Regions from separate parts of the Homo sapiens genome. Here region 2 is linked to region 1. A link is an interaction called in ENCODE POLR2A ChIA-PET data of the cell type or tissue named here. Cell type or tissue: GM12878. All regions are shown on one strand. Links, peaks and the distances in the headings refer to the core of each region. The heading gives the core; the rest is flanking DNA. Region 1 overlaps FRMD4A (FERM domain containing 4A). Region 2 overlaps FRMD4A (FERM domain containing 4A).

What was found. Peaks named below come from ENCODE experiments on the same cell type or tissue, not always from the same donor. Only the 100,000 strongest peaks of a DNase experiment are listed, where the experiment ranks them.
Region 2: POLR2A ChIA-PET joins it to region 1 with 5 read pairs; 2 of 35 experiments call an interaction of 5 or more read pairs at or near these places.

Annotation. Positions count from the first base shown.
Region 1 is chr10:13,923,209-13,927,603 of GRCh38, forward strand. The region is part of intron 2 of FRMD4A (FERM domain containing 4A); the gene reads right to left. Among named protein-coding and RNA genes, the nearest start is that of FRMD4A-AS2, 66 kb to the right of the region's middle. In GM12878, for the core only: no CTCF peak of the experiment used is centred there; DNase peaks (open chromatin) are centred at 2,293 and 2,875; H3K27ac peaks cover 1,341 bases.
Region 2 is chr10:14,052,921-14,057,315 of GRCh38, forward strand. The region is part of intron 2 of FRMD4A (FERM domain containing 4A); the gene reads right to left. Among named protein-coding and RNA genes, the nearest start is that of FRMD4A-AS3, 19 kb to the right of the region's middle. In GM12878, for the core only: no CTCF peak of the experiment used is centred there; no DNase peak of the experiment used is centred there.

The sequences.
Region 1 (4,395 bases), core at 160-4,159:
ATATGTTTCCTTGAAGATGATGTTTAAGGCCAAATCCCTTTCATCTAAGGAGAATCTACAGTGTATATGTAAATAAACAGCTTTCTTCTTCAGGTGTCAACAAAACCCATGACCGTTATGATGTCAAGGAACTAAAGCACCCGACCTCCATACAAGTGTTCCTGAGTGCGACATTTTCTCCTTCCAAACTACTAGTACCACAACTTTAGACTTAGGCTCTGTGGGCAGGTCCCTTATCTGATGAAAGAGGAAACAATGCTTCTGCTCACACATGTGTGCACATACGTACACACACATAAACCGGGTATGTTAGCACAGCATCATGTATATGCTATGATACATTTATTCTAATCGGCAAATGGCCCAAACCTATGTTTACCATAAGGTTTCATCACTTTTTTTAAAGAACAGCTATACCACATGTAATGCCTCACACCGAGTTCAAGGTCTGCTAAAAATCAGACTTTTTTTTAAAACCTGGACTATTGTAAAGGTAGGCCACGTTTATCTTATACATAAGCAGTTGATCTTTAAGATATTTCATCTTATTGGTGCTAGCTAGTCCTAACAGATTGCTAAAGAATTCACTGATGCAAAGAAGCATGGTTGAGTCTCTGTGATGTGCCAGCCCTGGGGAGGAATGGAGAGGTGAACATGGCACCACCCTGTTTTCAAGGTTGGCACAGTATTGAAGGGGAGATAGACAAAATAAACCTGCAAGTCACAAAGCAATGTAATGATAGAGGCAGCATGTGCCACATGTCAATGACAAACCATGTGAGAGGGATCAACCATCAGGTTGGGGTGGGCCGTGGCTAGGGGAGAGGCAGTGGAGGCTGCAATTCAGCTGCGCATCTAAAGTTAAGAAGAAGCTTTTTAAGATCTTGAAGCTGTTATTCCCCACTTTTATACTATGTGCCCATCTCATGGACATGCTGTCTCTGTTGCCCAATGAGGGAATGGCTAAAAATGACTCAGGCTGTGGAACATGGCCTCCTTCAGTCTATTGTCCATGCCATGGCCTGAGTAATCCTTTAAAATCGTAAGCCAGATCACATTACACTCCAGCTGAAGTTCCTCCAATGACTTCTCATCTAATTAAGAGTAAAAGCCAAAGTGCATGGGCCAGCCTAAAAAATCAACATTATTTGGAAATCTCCTTTCTACCCCATCTTATCTCCGCCTACTTTTCTTCTCGTTCCTTTTTTTTTTTCCCAGTCATCAGAAAAGCCATGCTCCCACCTCTAGGCCACCACACTTACCGTTCCCTCTGCCTGGGACTCTCTTCCCCCAGATAGCATCTCTTGCCATAAAGGAAGGACTTCTCTCAGGGAGAAGCAGTCCCTGACCACTCAGTCAAAACCACATTCTTTTCACATTACTCTCCATCCTCCTAGACTATTTTATTTTTCTTCATGATGTTACTTATCATCTGACACAGTACAGATTTTATATTTGTTCATTTCCTGTCTACCCTAAGTCCTCTTAAAATGGAACTTTCCTGAGCATGGGCACGGACATGTTTTATTCTCGGCGTTATCCCTGATGTTTAGAAGAGTACCTGTCATAGTGTGTTCAGCAGACATCTGTTGAAAGAATGACTTCCAGCACTTTGGGAGGCCGAAGCGGGCGGATCATGAGGTCAGGAGTTCGAGACCAGCCTGGCCAACATGGTGAAACCCCGTCTCTACTAAAAATACAAAAAATTAGCTAGGCGTGGTGGCGGGCGCCTGTAATCCCAGCTGCTCAGGAGGCTGAGGCAGGAGAATCACTTGAACCTGGGAGGCGGAGGTTGCAGTGAGCCGAGATTGCACCACTGCACTCCAGCTCTGGTGACAGTGCGAGACTCCGTGTAAAAAAAAAAAAAAAAAAAAGAATGACTTAAGAGAGAATGCAACTGGAGCATTTCTTCATTAATACAGGCTGCAATTGTGGTGGCACAATGGGCAAGATCTGCACTTACTTCTTTCAAGGAAGAGATATCACAGGGATGGTGGGGTTATCCCACTCCTGATCAGAATTTAGATTCACTGACTGCACCAATGGTGGGGCTTGATCTTGACCACTGGGCCAAAACAGATGGAGATATACATTAAACAAAGAATTCCCTCTAATCACCACTTCTATTATCAATCAAAAGTATTTGTATATTTACTTTTGTGTACAAAAATTTAACCTCCTGAATGTGATCGCTTTATCTTCTGTTCTTGGTCATTCAAACCACTTTCCCAGAAAAATTTAATTGCACAAAAGGCAGCATGCAAATGCTCTTTAATTTTAGTTTCTGTTCCTTCTTTAAAATCCATTTTCAGTGTAACAATATCGGGCCCAGTGAAAGTTTCTATTGTAGTGAAACGCTTTTTTTTTTTTTTTTTTTTTTTTTTTTTTTTTTTGAGATGGAGTCTCACTCCGTTGCCCAGGCTGGAGTGCGGTGGCGTGATCTCGGCTCACTGCAACTTCCGCCTCCCAGGTTCAAGCAATTCTCCTGCCTCAGCCTCCTCAGGAGCTGGGACTACAGGCACGCACCACCACGCCTGAATAATTTTTTGTAATTTTAGTAGAGACAGGGTTTCACCGTGTTAGCCAGGATGGTCTAGATCTCCTGACCTCGTGATCTGCCCACCTCGGCCTCCCAGAGTGCTGGGATTACAGGGGTGAGCCACTGCACCTGGCTCTTTTTTTTTTTTTTTTTTAGTATAAAATTTCCCTTTACCTCATGCAATTTCAAGTTATCAATCAGTACATTTATATGATTGATTGAATTTGGTGTGTGCTAAAAATTTGCTGCTCAAGGAAATCAACTTTTTATTTCTCCTATTAGGCGTCTGTTCATCGTGTGTGGTTCAAGGAGGAAATTCGTGGCTGCAGAGATTTGAAAACCACAGACGAGGGGAATATATTCAACCCAGTTTTGACCTGTTTCTGCTTCTGTATATTGTGCATTAACTAGAAGTGATGTGAAGAAATGGAACAGAAGAGAAAATGAGGCTGTGTATTGGAAAACATTTGTCAGCCTGCCCTGGCCAACTGTGAACACAGATTCCTAGAAGAATCAGTGAAAATCTCATCACTGGGGTTATTTGCAGCCAGACTGGTCCAGATAGTTGAGATTTTACTGTAGGGAGTGATTGTTTCTGGACCCCTTAAGGCCTGGGAGAAGGAGGAGTGATGATGATCTCATTGTCTATTCCCTTTTGTGATGGGTATTGATTAGTGCCAAGCCAATAACCAAGGCAATTCCAGTCCATAATAAAAAGCAACACAACAGCAGTCCCAATGATCAGTCAGCAATTTGGAAGCCAAAGGCAAAGATAAGAAGCCTGCTAGAGATTTACTTGCAGGCTTTATAATGTCATCTCCTTCAAACACTAGCAGAAAGCACAGTATTTCCTTTTGGTCCACCAGCTGCTGTTGAAACAGAGTTTTGATTGTAGTAAGACAGGACATTTGTTTCACTCAGGGCTCACTGACCATGCTGGTCTTCATGTTTTCTACTTAAGACAGTGTCCTTATACAAGCAAATAAGAAAAATGTGCCCTACACGACAATGTACAAGGATACACAGAATGAACAGAGCCAAGACGCCTAAAAGACCCACATACTTTTAGAGCAGAAAAATAAATTCCACTGAGGGTCACTTCTGGAATTTCTATCTTTATTCCTACAGATTGGATTTCCCACCTTTCCGAAGAAGGTAACATGGTCAAGTTCTTCCAAGTCCTAAGAGTCCAACCCAAGCCTTCATTTAAGTTTTCAGTTTAGAGACCAGGTGTGGTGGCTCACGTCTATAATCCCAGCCCTTTGGGAGGCTGAGGCGGGCAGATCACTTGAGGTCAGGACTTGAAGACCAGCCTGGCCAACATGGTAAAACCTCATCTCTACTAAAAATACAGAAAAAATTAGCTGGGCGTGGTGGCACACACCTGTAATCCCAGCTACTGGGGAGGTGGAGGCAGGAGAATCGCTTGAACCCGGGAGGCAGAGGTTGGAGCTGAGATCGTGCCACTGCACTACAGCCTGAGTGACAAAGCAAGACTCCGTCTCAAAAAAAAAGAAAAAAAAAATTCGGTTGAGAATGAAGCCCAGTGTCATCATTTGCTCCCCTAACATGTAAAACCATCTATGTAGAAAAACTGATTCTACTATAATAGAAATGTTTTCTAGAACCTAGACTCCTCTAAACTCATGGCTGCCCATGAATCAGTGCTTGAAGATTGATTTTTACAGCTTACTGAATCATATATTGGTATCTGATTTTTCTTACAGCACTCAAGAAGTTAAGAATTTTCTATTTCAATTGGATTCAAGTGGTTTCTGCCTTTTCTCAGGGTACAAGTTCTACAAGGAGCTGGGAGATAATTTTAAAATAGCCAAAAAATACCCTTTGCATGAGGA
Region 2 (4,395 bases), core at 264-4,263, 130 kb after region 1:
CTTTACTGCAAGGAGGGTGCCAAGCCATGCATGAGGGATTTATCCCCACAACCCGAACATCTCTCACCAGTCCCCATCTCCAACACTGCGGATCATATTTCAATAAGAGATTTGAAGGGAACAAACATCCAAACCACATCCATACCTTAGACATCCTCCTAAGTGCTCCCAGACTACGTGAGCAAACGTTTTGAAGGGTTTCTACGGAGATGGTGGGGCCAGGACCACAAAAACACTGTGCAGTGATTTATTTGTTTTCTCTCTCAGGTTAATAACTGTGAGGAAAAGAGGTCATACACCTGTTGTTTCTACAGAATGGTGTATTAGCATAGACCCTTGGCACTGATCCCTGATGGTGGAGCATGGCTGATGTTCTGTGCAAAGGAGGGTGAGATCCCTGTGAGTAATTCTCCTTCCCTGTAAACAAACACCTCTCACAACATGAGGATTACGGGGCAAGGGTGTGCAGGGGGCACCTTGTGCAGCCTGAAAACCATGTTAATCTTAAAGCTTTACTATCAGCACAGCCCAGCCCTGCTGATCTACCCCCAGTGGAAGCTGGAATGCTCTCATTTTCCATGCCCTTCACCTCCCTAGAACTGAGCTTCCAATACACCTTGCCCATTTTCCCTTGCCTACCTATCCTCTGCCAACTCTGGTAAGTGCCTCACTTTACTTTCCAGGAGAACGTGGTTTTAGTTATTAATTTTTCACCCCTATTGCCTAGTAGCTGCCCATCTTTGACTTGGAAGGAAGGTTACACTTGCTTTGTTGATTGTTATGGCCCCCATCCACCTCCATCAAAAAGACCCTTGTGGCTGGGCATGGTGGCTCATGCCTATAATGAAAGTGTTTTGGGAGGCCGAGGTGAGGTAAGAGGATTGCTTGAGGGAAGGAGCTTGAGACCAGCCTGGGCAACATAGCAAGATCCCGTCTCTACAAAAAAATGAAAAAACTAGTGGATTGTGGTGGTACAGGTGTCCCAGCTACGCAGGAGGATCACCTGAGCCCAGGAGCTCCAGGCTGCAGTGAGTTATGATCACCCCACTGCACTCCAGCCTCGGCAATAGAGTGAGACCCTGTCCCTACAAAATTTTTTTTTAAAAATTAGCTAGGTACCTGCAGTTTTAGCTACTTGGGAGGGTGAGGTGGGATGATTTCTTGAGCCAAGGAATTTGAGGCTGCAGTGAGCTCTGATCGCACCACTGCACTCCAGCCTCCATGACAGAGTGAGACTCTGTCTCTTAACAAAAAAGACCCCTGTGGTTTCTCAGCACTTCTGGAGGCCCTATCTTCAGCATGCTCTGAAACAAACCACCCTGGTTCTTTGTCTCTGGCCTTTGTATCTCACTATTATGGCCTTGCCACCTCTTCTGTGGCTGCTGACCCTGGAGAGGTCACCTCCCCTGCCCCAGCACTGTGACTTTCCCAGTGTGGATTCAGGAAAACGGACGCTGCTTTTTCTCCCCTGCATGACTCTGTCCTAAGAGTCCACAGCCTTGCCCTAATTTCCCAAAACACAGCTGAGGCCAGTGGAAAAGTTTTCATATGGCTAAACTTTAGGTTCAACGATACTCCAAAAAAAAATCAAAATTTCTCTACGAGTGTGGATCCAAGCTAGAGTCTTCTACACAGCCAGCATCCTATTTGATACCTGGGCAGTGTCCACTGAACAGGGGCAGTCCACGCACACCCAGCACCCTTGAGGCTCAGAGCTCCCTGTGACTCATTGTCAGGAGAAACTGTCCCCTCCAATGCCAAGTGATATGGTTTGGCTGTGTCCCCACCCAAATCTCATCTTGAATTGTAGCTCCCATAATCCCCACATGTTGTGGGAGGGACCTCGTGGGAGGTAACTGAATCGTGGGGGCAGGGTTTTCCCCTGCTGTTCTTGTGATAGTAAGTCTCATGAGATCTGATGGTTTTATAAAGGGCAGTTTTTGCTTTTGCCTGCCACCATGTAAGATGTGACTTTGCTCCTCCTTTGCCTTCCTCCATGATTGTGAGGACTTTCCAGCCACATGGAACTGTGAGTCCATTAAACCTCTCTCCTTTATAAATTACCCAGTCTCAGGTATGTCCTTATAGCAGTGTGAGAATGGACGCAAGAGAAGAAGTTTACTCCCCACCTGTATCTCAAAGCCACTTTGCTGGATCTTCAATTTTTGCCTTTCCCCAGGAAGATGGGAGGTGAGAGCACTGAAGTACTTCAGAGAAGATCCCAGGTCTATATACTCTGGACCTCTGTCCCCAGTACTCAACCTCAGTCACTTTGTTAATAAAATTAATGAATAGATCAATGTTCCATCTTCTTCCAAAGGAGATTCAAGGAACTGAGGTTTTCAGGTTACTCTGTATGGATATGCTTTGGTGGATCTGGTCTTTCCAGACGCAGTCTTCATCCTCACGTCTTTATGATGTTTCCCATCAAGGCAGTAAGATGTGCAATAATAGAAGGTAAGGCTTGTGTTTCCTCTCTTCTGACTTCCCTGCACTCTATCCCTATGCTGATCTAGCTACACACACACACACACACACACAAACACACACACACACACACACACACACACACACACACTCAAGACCTAAGACAGTGAATTGCACATAGCACAAACTATACGATCACTAGATTTATTTTCTCACAAGGATTCTGAACAACTGAAAGGTTAAAAACTGTACATTATGCCTGCCCTCAGGTTACAGATATTTGCTCTTTTCAGTTTTAAAACACCAACTTTATTTCTTTTATGTAATTGAAAATTGTTTCAACTTTTTATTTTCGTGGGTCCATAGTAGGTGTATATATTTACGGGGTACATGAGACGTTTTGATACAGGCATGCAATGTGTAATGATCACATCATGGAGAATGGGGTGTCCAACCCCTCAAGCATTTATCTTTAGTGTTATAAACAATGCAATTATAGTCTTTTCGTTATTTTAACATGTACAATGAAATTATCATTGACTATTGTCACCCCGTTGTGCTATCAAATAATAGTGGGTCTTATTAATTCTCTCTCTTTTTTTTTTGAGACGGAGTCTCGCTCTTTCGCCCAGGCCAGAGTGCAGTGGCGCGATCTCGGCTCACTGCAAGCTCCGCCTCCTGGGTTCACGTCATTCTTTTTTAGAGATGTAGTCTCACTCTGTCGCCCAGGCTGGAGTGCAATGACACAATCTTGACTTACTGCAACCTCCACCTCCCATGTTCAAGCAATTCTTCTGCCTCAGCCTCCTGAGTAGCTGGGATTACAGGCACGTGCCACCACACCTGGCTGGTTTTTGTATTTTTAGTAGAGATAGGGTTTCTCCATGTTGGCCAGGCTGGTCTTGAACTCCTGACCTCAAGTGATATGCCCGCCTCAGCCTCCTAAAGTGCTGGGATTACAGGCGTGAGCCACCGGACCTGATCTTATTCATTCTTTATAACTATGTTTTTGTGTTGATTAAACATCCCCACCTCTCCCCAACCCCCCGTGATTGAAAAAAAAATTTAAAGTTTTTTCCCCCAGTATTTCTTTAGTTGCAGCCTCTGTCCCAGCGAATGACTTCCTTGGACCTCTGAATAAGTAGGTCTAATTCATTCTTTCTAACTATATTTTTTTGTACCCATTAAACATCCTCACTTCCCCCCTCCACCCTCTGTAACTGAAAAAATATTTTAAGTTTTGGCCCCAGTATTTCTCCAGTCGCATCCTCTGTCCCAGCTAACTGCTTCTTTGGGCCTCTGTGGTGTGCATGGTGTTGCTTGTTTGCTACTGGCTTTCTAAACTGCTGCACACTCATCTTTCAGCCTATGGAGACCTCTCACCATCTGCCGCGGCTCTTTCATGTGCAAATAGTCAGGCATTTCACATCCAAGCTCTTTGCTGCTTCTTTGTTTCTTCTAGGGAGAGAAACGAGCTTGTGTTATAGTTCTTGTTCTCTGTCATTCATAAATTTGAAAAATAAATAAATAAAAGGTATTGCTGGTGAGATATTTGGAAAAATTCTTGTTCCTGGCATCTCCCCAATTAACAAGTGAGTCTTTTGTGGCTCTCTTTAGCCTTGCGAGGTCTGGCAGGCTATGTTTTTCTCACAAAACCTTGAAGCCTGAGTCAGTGGCAATGTTCTGTATCTCTTCTGGCTTGTCACAGCTGAGCAACACATGAGAAAAATGCTAGTCTTCTTCACTCAGGCTTAGGAATGAGGCCTCAAAGGGTTTTGCAATTGAAGGCATTTTGCTTATGGGTCAGCGGATGTTATGTAATGTAATATTGTCAATATAGTTCCTAGGCTCTTAATTATTTGCCTCTTGGTTGTGGCAACACAAACAGAGAACACACAGTCACCTGACTACTCAAATTCCAATAAATACAGGAACATGATTCATTCAAGAAAAGCAATAAAAGAGAGA